Linked DNA regions of Homo sapiens: region 1 is linked to region 2. A link is a contact called in ENCODE Hi-C or POLR2A ChIA-PET data. All regions are on one chromosome and are shown on one strand. The core of a region is the stretch at or near the end of the contact, and the rest is flanking DNA. Distances in the headings are between cores, read along the strand shown.

Evidence for each region. Hi-C counts contacts between places; a loop is a spot of excess contacts on that map. ChIA-PET counts read pairs that join two places held with the same protein, here RNA polymerase II (POLR2A). Pooled maps may share reads with other maps.
Region 1: a pooled map of adrenal gland shows a loop between it and region 2 (2.2-fold over the local background). The contact joins two enhancer-like sites. A Hi-C loop is called at or near these places in 38 of 168 maps with a recorded cell type or tissue (A673, B cell, Caco-2 and 30 more), 25 of 37 single-sample maps with no recorded cell type and 31 of 50 pooled maps. POLR2A ChIA-PET finds 5 or more read pairs at or near these places in 4 of 52 experiments (AG04450, CD8-positive, alpha-beta memory T cell, H1 and 1 more).

Annotation. Positions count from the first base shown.
Region 1 is chr6:36,732,089-36,737,181 of GRCh38, forward strand. RAB44 (RAB44, member RAS oncogene family) reads left to right here. Exons shown (of 14, transcript NM_001257357.2): 14 at 1-1,096. The coding sequence ends at 5. It also overlaps the pseudogene GPR166P. Among named protein-coding and RNA genes, the nearest start is that of RAB44, 37 kb to the left of the region's middle. RefSeq lists an enhancer at 3,172-3,673. Within about 2 kb of position 3,822, at least 26 of the 41 ENCODE cell types and tissues checked have a DNase peak (open chromatin) inside an H3K27ac peak, as active enhancers do; they include ascending aorta, pancreas and sigmoid colon, where a contact is called at or near this core.
Region 2 is chr6:36,631,696-36,636,421 of GRCh38, forward strand. No RefSeq gene overlaps it. Among named protein-coding and RNA genes, the nearest start is that of MIR3925, 12 kb to the left of the region's middle. RefSeq lists a silencer at 1,763-1,963. Within about 2 kb of position 2,441, at least 12 of the 41 ENCODE cell types and tissues checked have a DNase peak (open chromatin) inside an H3K27ac peak, as active enhancers do; they include ascending aorta, pancreas and sigmoid colon, where a contact is called at or near this core.

The DNA of each region.
Region 1 (5,093 bases), core at 2,572-5,071, 100 kb after region 2:
CCTGATCACCTGTCCTGTCCTGGGTAGGATGGACACCCATGGGGTTTCCTGTCCCTCAGCTCCTGTCCTTTGTTCCTGGACAGCAACGACACAGAGGACCAGCTTGGAGGTTCAGGAAAACCCTTCTCAACTCAGGACTCGGATCCCAGAGCAGGGCCGCATCACCTCTGCCTTTCACACTCCAAAGGAGGGCTTTGCTGAGTGAACAAGGCTTGAGGGGCAGGGGTATGGCAAAACTCTCCAAACAAAGAAAGTCTAGAAAAACGACTTAAGGAAAATACACCAAAATATTGGCCGCACATCTGTGGGTGTAAAATTTTAGGGAGAATGTGGGGGGGGGGTGTTACTTTCCATTTTACACATATTTGTATTTTCAGATTTTCAACAATAACAGTATTCAATACATAATCAGAAAAAAGAGATGTGGAGGAGGAGGAGAGAAACTTCCCAAGGAGCTCCCTTGGGTGCTGCTGGCTCCTAATTAGTGTAACCTGTTAATCACATGTTGCTCGGTGTTAGAGCGGTCCCTCTGTGCTCTGCTTGGCAGGGCGCTGTTGGCCTGGTCTCCCTCGCTATTTCTATTTGCAAGCATGGGCTTTCTTCCCAGCAGAATCTGGTTCCTGGGAAGAGTAATGTTCCAAAGGCCTCTGATATGCCTCGATGCCCTCCTGTCTTCCAGAGCCCCAACCTCACTCCCTTTCCCCACCATACAAAACACACCTCCCAGGGGTCACATTTGGGGGTCCCGCCCCCTGCTCCAATGCCATGGTGTCCCCAAGCACAGGGCTTTGGCCTGAGTTGTCAGTCTCTGGATGCATTTGAGGGGCAGCTAGGGTGTGGCTGGGGGGTCCAAGCAGCTGGGGAGCCGAGACTCAGAATCATTCACACACTTCTATTTGGAGCTTTTGTGGAAGTTTCCAGAATTCCATAATATTCACCTCCTGAATGGTGGCTGCCCCTTATCAGCTAGGGCTGGGGTTTCCAGTGCCCTCGGAGAGCTTGCTTTAGAGTCTTGGAGAGACGGCCATGGTCTTCGTTTGTATGTCTGTCACATCTTACCATCATCACAAATTGAATATACAACATGTGCCAGGCACTGAATTTGTTTGTTTGTTTTTTGAGACAGGATCTCTCTCTGTTGCGCAGGCTGGAGTACATTGGCATGATCGCCACTCACAACAGCCTCAACTGTCTGGGCTCAAGTGATTCCCCCACCTCAGCCTCCCAAGTAGCTGGGACCATGGGCACATGCCACCACATCCGGCTAATTTTTTAGCTATTTGCAAACACAAGGTCTTGCAATGTTGCTTAGGCTGGTCTCAAACTCCTGGGCTCAAGTGATCCTCCCAATGTGCTGGGATGACAGGCGTGAGCCACCGCCCCCAGCCTGGGTTTGGTATTTTGTAATCCTTCAGGTACTGGGGAATTTCCTGGCTGAATCAATGGAAACCCCAGTTTCATAGGGGGACAAGCAAAGACAGTTCAAGGAACAGAGTTACAGAGAGAGAGAACGAAGGAGAAAGAGGGAGCAACAGAGGGCTGTTGCATCACACAGTCTTAGGCCCTGGCCCCAACCCCTCTTCTCAGTTCTGAAAGGAACGTCTCAGCAGCAGTGAGCCTTCCATCACCAGAGGCGCACAAGAAGACAGGTAATGCTTGGCAAAGGTGAGGTAGAGAAGATCCCAGCATCTGAAGCTGCCAAAGTTGGATTAGATTCCCTTAATGGACCCCATTCAACCTCCAGACTCCATGTGGATGATTCCCATGGTCCAGCTGATTCTTTGTGTGTTTTTGTTTTGTTTTGTTTTGTTTTGTTTTTTTGAGACGGAGTCTCACTCAGTCGCTAGGCTGGAGCACAGGGGCGCAATCTCGGCTCACTGCAACCTCCACCTCCCGGGTTCACGCCATTCTCCTGCCTCAGCCTCCCAAGTAGCTGGGCCTACAGGCGCCCGCCACCTCACCCAGCTAATTTTTTGTATTTTTAGTAGAGACGGGGTTTCACCATGTTGGTCAGGATGGTCTCGATCTCTTGACCTCATAATCCACCCGCCTCGGCCTCCCAGAGTGCTGGGATTACAGGCATGAGCCACCGCGCCCGGCCCTCCAGCTGATTCTTTTACTGGGCCCTTCACTGATCCTTTTTACCCCAATGTCTTCTCCCATCTCAGGTCCCCTCCCGCAGCCCACAAGCCTGCCCCTGAACTGAGCAGTTTCTCAGTGTGCTCAGAGAGAGAGAGAGAGAGAGAGAGAGAGAGAGAGAGAGAGAGAGAGAGAGAGAGAGAGAGAGGGGTGTGGGCTGCAGTGAGTGATGCTGGCCCTGGATAAGGATGGGAAACAGGTCCTATAGTTGCTAATGGCTCTTTCTCTGGGGCCCAGGGACCTGGCAGGCACCAACATCTCTGTCCTGTAGGCCAGGGAATTAATGAGGCAGGTAGGCAGGGTGTGATTCCTGGGAGAGGCAGTAGAGCAGACAGCCCCTGTCGTTTGGGGGCCCGGTACGGGAGTGGCCCCCAGGCCTCCCCGTCTCAGCTCAGCTCTGTTGTGGCCTCAGGCAACTCAGGTTCGCAGGAGGTGGAGTTCTGGGAGGAACTCCACACTGCCCAGCACCCTCTTTTGGCTTTCTTGGGCCGGATCCACCTGCTGGGCAGGGCACAGCTGTGCAAGGACCACCAGCCTTTCCTGCTGTCAAAGGGCTCACAAGCCAGGGAACAGGACCCAGGAACCTCAGAGCAGCACAAAGTAGGCAACGACAGCAGCAGGAGAAACTTGAGGTAGACTTCAGAGTGAACTTCCAGGCAAGTGGTGAGTTCTTGGGGCATGTCAGCCAAGGAGGCTCTGATTTAGGCTTAGCCAGAGTCTGATTAAGAAAAGGAGGGTGGGACTGGGCTGATGGGACTCAGGCTGTGGAGTGAGAAGGGAGGGCATGGGGAGAGAAGGAAGGCTGGGCAGGAGCTCTAAGAGAAGAGGGCTTTTGGGAGCTGAGGGTGAGCAGGGGCAGAATGACATCCCTCCTTTACCCAGTGCCTACCGTATGCCAGGCACTGTTCTGAGCACCTAGCTCGTGTTAATTCATTTAGCCCTCACACCATCAGGCGTGCTCCCCCATCTTACGGAAAAGGAAAGTACTGCATAGGGAGGCTGAGTAACTTCCCCGTAGTCACGTAGCAAGTAAGTGCTGGAGCCAGTGTTAAACGCAAACGCCGATACCCATAGACTTAACTCTGAAGTTATGCAACTGCTTACAGGAAGATGCGGATGCTTCGGGGAAGGAGGGGCCAGGTCCCTGAAGCCTCGTATTGCTCCCTGCCAATTCCTCTCCAGTAATAGTCCATGTCATTGGTGGGTGTGGACCAGGAAAAAGAGACGAAAAGGCAGTGATAAATGCCAGGAAAGTGGCTGGATGACAGCCTTCATCCAGGACAGGTCCTTCATTTCCCCTCCTCCTGCCGTCTCTGAAGCTGGTGGGACCCGGGAAGGTGGCCGACATCAGAATTCACAGAGGCCCCCTCTCCAGTCTCCCCTCAGCTGCCCTCAGGCACGTTGCTGCCCTGGGGCCCCAGAGACGAAGCCAAGTTCCCCAGGCTGGGGCTCTGCAGGAGGGACTCAGAGACTCCTTCAAACCTGGCTTTGAGCCCGCAGGAGAAGAGTGTCTCCAGCCCCCACCCCGGTGTGGTAGAAAAGGGGAGGGCAACTCCAGTAAGGACTCCTCTGCTATGTCTTGTTTGCTGCTGGATTCCGGGAACCTGGTCCAGAGCAAATGCTCAGGAAATATGTACTGAGTTAGCAGGCAAGCCTCCAGCTAAAGCTCCCGGGCCCTGGCCTGGCCTGCAGGGCGGCCAATGGTGACATCAGCCACTGGGCTGGCTCTAGGATGTCTACATCCCATCTTGTAGCCAGAGTCCTCCCAATCGGGGACTCCCCCTGCCCTTGACATGTGGGACAGAGTGGGGGTGAGAAGAAAGGTCTGACCACTGGGTGCAGACTCCCCCACTCTGCCAGGGGCCTGCACAGCATAACCTAGAGGGCAATGATTCCCAGGCTGGTCTGCCCTTAGAATTATTTGGGATCTTTCAAAAATGCTAAAGCCCAGACCAACTATGTCATGTCTCTGGGGGTGGGACCCAGGCTTCTGTATTTGTGAAACTCCTCAGGTGATCCCAAAGTGCAGAGAAGCTTGGGAACCACTGGAAGGGGCTTCACACCTTCTCAAAGCCCTTTCAGACCCACTTTTCCATTTGAACCTCAAATTAAACCTGCTTGTTTCACAGGGCAGGGTTTTTGTTTTGTCAAAAAATAGATACATATGTGTGTGTGTATGTATGCACATATATATTTATCAGATTATGAAAACAATGTGTACTCCCTGCAGAAATTTTAGAAATAAATTTTAAAGAAGAAAATGAAAATTACCCTAGTCTTACCACTTATGATAGTTACTATTGACATCTGTTTTATTTTATTTCCTTGCTTTCTTACAGCTGAGGAAACTGAGGTAGAGAAACATTAAGTAACTCTCCCAGGGGCCAGGTGCGGTGGCGCCTGTAATCCCAGCACTTTGGGAGGCCGAGGCATGAGAATCGCTTGAACCTAGGAGGCGGAGGTTGCAGTGAGTCAAGATCTCACTCCAGCCTGGGTGATAGAGTGAGATTCTGTTTCTAAAAAAATAAATAAATAAATAAATCCCAGGGTACTGGAGCTAGCAAGCAGCAGAGGCAGGATTTGAACCCAGGGTACTAATGGAGTCCATCCCATGGGGTTGTCATGAGGTCTGCAGGGGCTAATGTGTGCCAAGGACAGGCCTTATCTGGGCCCACTACATGCAGGGGGTCTGTGAAAAAAGGAGGCTTAGCAGGAATGGGGAAGGCGGCCTTTGGGGCTGGCTGGTTTCTACTTTGTCCTTGTGTGTTTGAAACAGAATGGAGCCCAATGCTACGTTCACCACGCAGCTCACGGCCACACCTGAGCGACTGCTCCGACTCATCTCTGCTGGGGTCTGTGGCCTCATCCTGCTGGTGGGGCTGTCAGCTAATGGGCTCATGCTGCTGGTGGTGGGCCGGGGCCCGGGCTCCCCCCACCCGCTCCACTCCCTGACC
Region 2 (4,726 bases), core at 1,191-3,690:
GGCTGGGAGTGTGACAACGCCCCCATCTCTTCCCCTTAGATGTCTGAAGAGCCAACCTGCCACTCCTGCATTCCAGGCATGTCAAGTTGGCATTCCAAATGCTAGGGGTGGCAGGGAGGCATGTGAGCAGCTGGAGGGGGGGCATCGGAACCCGCTTCACAAGCATGTGCAACTGCTACTTCAGTGTCTCTAGAGAGCAGAGAACCCTACACGATGTCTGCAGGACGGGGCTGTTCCCGCCTCACCCCTGTCTTATCAAACCCCCTTACTGGGCTTTCCAGCTTTCCAAACACTTTCTTTTTTTTGAGACGGGGTCTCGCTGTCGCCCAGGCTGGAGTGCAGTGGCACGATCTCGGCTCACTGCAGGCTCCGCCCCCCGGGGTTCAGCCATTCTCCTGCCTCAGCTTCCCAAGTAGCTGGGACTACAGGCGCCTGCCACCTTGCTCGGCTAATTTTTTGTATTTTTAGTAGAGATGGGGTTTCACTGTGTTAGCCAGGGTGGTCTCAATCTCCTGACCTCGTGATCCGCGCGCCTTGGCCTCCCAAAGTGCTGGGATTACAGGCGTGAGCCACCGCGCCCGGCCGCTTTCCAAACACTTTCACATCTGGGAACGGCTTTGATCCTTTCACAGCCTGTGAGGAGGGCTGAGCCACAGGATATTATTATCCCATTTTACAGATGAGGAAGCTGAGGCTCTGATTAAAACGATAGTTCAAAGTCACATGCTATAACTCAAGACTTCTGCAGCCTCTCCTACTAATAATCACATCATGGTGAAAACACATTCCCTGAACGTGATTACACGCTGGGCACCGTATGAGGCTCTTTGTCCAAGTTATGCCCTTCAGTCCTCCCAAAACCCTCCCGGGTGGAGAGTCAACTGCATCTGACAGAGCTGGGATTTGAACCTGGGCTGTTGGACTCCATACCCAGGTGATCTCAAAGTATAGTCCCCAGACCGGGAACATCAGCTGGGAACTTTTGAGAAATGCACATTCTCAGGCCCCACCCTAGACCTGCTAAGAAACTTGGGGCGAGGCTGTACAGCCCCTGGTTTAATATGCCCTCCGGCTGATTCTGATACACTCTCAAATTTGAGAATTGCCATCCAAATACATTCTTTAGTTAGGTGGATTTCAATCTTTTTTTTTTTTTTTGAGATGGAGTCTCGTTCTGTCACCAGGCTGGAGTGCAGTGGCGAAATCTCAGCTCACTGCAACCTCTGCCTCCCGGGTTCAAGTGATTCTCCTGCCTCAGCCTCCCGAGTAGCTGGAACTACAGACGCCTACCACCACACCAGGCTAATTTTTGTATTTTTAGTAGAGACAGGGTTTCAACATGTTGGCCAGGATGGTCTTGATCTGTTGACCTCGTGATCCGCCTGCCTTGGCTTCCCAAAGTGCTGGGATTACAGGCGTGAGCCACCATGCCTGGCCGTTTTTCAATCTTGGGTTTTTTTTTTTTTTTTTGAGACAGTCTCACTCTCACCCAGGCTGGAGTGCAGTGGCGCAATCTAGGCTCACTGCAACCTCTGCCTCCCAGGTTCAAGTGATTCTCCTGCCTCAGCCTCCCAAATAGCTGGGATTACAGGCGCCCACCATCACACCCAATTAATTTTTGTATTTTCAGTAGAGACAGGGTTTCACCATGTTGGCCAGCCTGGTCTCGAACGTCTGACCTCAGGCGATCCACCCCCCTTGGCCTCCCAAAGTGCTAGGATTACAGGCGCAGGCCACCGCGCCCGGCCAAATTTCAATCTTGACTACACAGTGGAATCACCTGGGGAGCTTTAGTGACATAATGACCAGTGCTGTCCAGGACGAGAATCTCTGGGGTGAGGCCCAGGCAGCAGTATTTTTAGAAGCTCTCCAGATGAATGTAATGAGCATGTCACTCCATTGACATGCACTCAGGACAATAACCACTGAAGGCTCCCTGTTTGACCAGAATGTTCTAGAGGAGCAGAATGGGACAGCCTGATTCATTTGGCTATTCCTCAGTCCTGGTGGGAATGAGAGAAGACTTGGAGTCCAGAAAGGAGAGACTCTGAGGCCCTTCTTCTTCTTCTTCTTCTTTTTTTTTTTTTTTGAGACAGAGTCTCGCTCTGTTTCCCAGGCTGGAGTGCAATGGTGTGATCATGGCTCACTACAGCCTTGACCTCCTGGGGCTCAAGTGATCCTCCTGTCTCAGCCTCCTGAGTAGCTGGGACTAAAGGCACATGCCACTACGCCTGGCTAGTTTTTTTATTTTGTAGATATGGGGGATCTTGCTTTATTTCCCAGTTTGGTCTTGAACTCCTGGGCTCGAGTGGTCCTCCCGCTTCAGCCTCCTAAAGTGATAGGGTTACAGGCATGAGCCACTGCACTTGGCCTTAGCCCCTACTTCTTGAGAGGCCTCCGTGAGGGACCAGGAAGCCTGCAGCCGTGATGAGGCCCAGAGACCGTGGCCGTTTGTTTTGGCATTTGCCCAGCAGGCAGTTCTGTGTGGAGCTGTGGCTCTTTTGTTTGTGTGGTTTAACTGTTGGCCCAGTTTTTCCAGTGCTGATTAGATATCCCTGTGAGCAGCACATCCATTTCTAGTCCACAGGATTCCTGAAAAAGGGGCCGAAACCGTTGTTTCTCTTAGCCATGAGGCAAGTCAGAGGTACAGGGGGCCTGGCTCCTGCCTCTGTAACACTCCGAACCTCGAGTTTGAGGATTCAGTGAGTCTATCAGTCAGGGTCCAGTCAGGATACACAAACCACACCAGTGTTTTGTTTGTTTGTTTGTTTGTTTGCTTGTTTTTGAGACAAGATCTTGCTCTGTTGCCCAGGCTGGAGTGCAGTGGCACAATCTGGGCTCACTGCAGCCTCAACTTCCTGGGCTCAAGCCATCCTCCCACCTCTGCCTCCCAAGTAGCTGGGACCACAGGCATGCGCCTGCGAACATGATTACATGCCGGGCACCGTAAGAGGCTAATTTTTGTTTTTCTTGTAGAGACGGCGTTTCACCATGTTGCCCAGGCTGGTCTCAAACTCCTGGGCTCAAGGGATCGGCCTGCCTTGGCCTCCCAAAGTGCTGGGATTATAGGCGTAAGCCACCGTGCCCCGGCCTACACCAGTTATTTTAACAGTGAGAATCTAACATGCAGAATTGTTAATTAGGTACTGAAAAACTGAAAAGGCAAAAAGAGAACGCTGAAGCATTATGGAAGTCACAACCACAAGAAGGAGCCAGGGCTTCCCTCGGGCTGGAGGAACAAAGGGAAACAGTGAGAACTGTTGTGCACATGTACCCTAGAACTTAAAGTATTAAAAAAAAAAACAACAAAACTTAGAAGCTTGCGGGAGTGCCCGTGGTGCTGAAGCTCAGTCTTTGGGGATGGGTTGCCTACTGGTGGTGCTGGTGTCTCTGAGGGGGAGCCAGGGGGCTGGTTCTGTGAGTACTGGAAAAAACACAAACCAGAATCAACTGCTGCTCCTTGAGTGAATTGCTGCTGTCAGATGGAAAAAAACGTTTCTAGGGTAGCGGCATGTCGGGGCAGTTGGGTTTCCGGTTAATTCCTCCCTGTTCTTAGGGTCTATCCCTCTTCACCTGCAGGCTCACACTCCCCTCTCAGTATTCTTTTTTCCAGGAACAACCCCATACTTTGCTGGCTCAATCAATAATGTGCTTTGCTGAACACCTATTAGGCTGCACCCGCCCTGGGGTCTGGGTGCCACAGATATAGATATGGTAACAGCATCCACATTCATTGGCAAACGTAGTGCCCGACCCTGCTCTAAGCATGTCATATGCATTAATACATTAACTATTACCCTCATTTTACAGATGGGGAGCCTGAGGCACAGAGACGTTTAGCAGCTTGCCCAAGGCTATTCTTTAGCTAGTAATTGGCAGAGCCTGACTATGAACCCAGGCAGAGTGGCTCCACGACCTACATTCTTCATGAAGCCCCCTCACTGCCTCAAGTCCTGGAAAGGCAGAACTGTACACAGCTGACCACAGCACAGGGTGGAGAATGCCACCGGGAATGGGTGGGAGGCCTCACAGAAGTGGTAGTTCATTCATGCATTCATTCAATAAGTCTTTTTTAGTTTTTTGAGACGGAGTCTCATTCTGTTGCCCAGGCTGGAGTGCAGTGCTGCGATCATGGCTCACTGCAACCTCCGCCTCCCAAGTTCAAGCAACTCTCCTTCCTCAGCCTCCCTAGTAGCTGGGATTACAGGCGCCCACCACCACGCCTGGCTAATTTTTTTATTTTTAGTGGAGTCAGGGTTTCACTATGTTGGCCAGGCTGGTCTCAAACTCCTGGCCTCAGGTGGTCCGCCTGCCTCGGCCTTGGATGGCGGGGGGCTGGGGGCATCTTTCACCCCAAGTACGCAGGTCTGGGACTATAGGCATGAGCCCCCATGCCCGGCTTCATTCAATAGGTCTTTAGACTGGGGTGTGATGGTCAACAAAAGCAGACATTCTGCCTGCTCTCAGGAAGTTCCTAGTGGAGACACAGATATTACTCAAATTTTCATATCCAAAAAAAGCAAGCTCCAACCAACAGGTTCTTGCTGTGAAAATTGTAATCACGGGAGTTTGTTGTAAACATAGGAATGAGAGAGCCTGCTTCCCGAAGGAAGTAATGATTGCACTGGGACAGGAAAGATGAGTGGGAGTTAATTCAATGGAGAGAAGAAGGAAAAGAGATCTGGTCAGAGGGCACAGCATGTGCAAAGGCCCTGGGGTGAGGGTC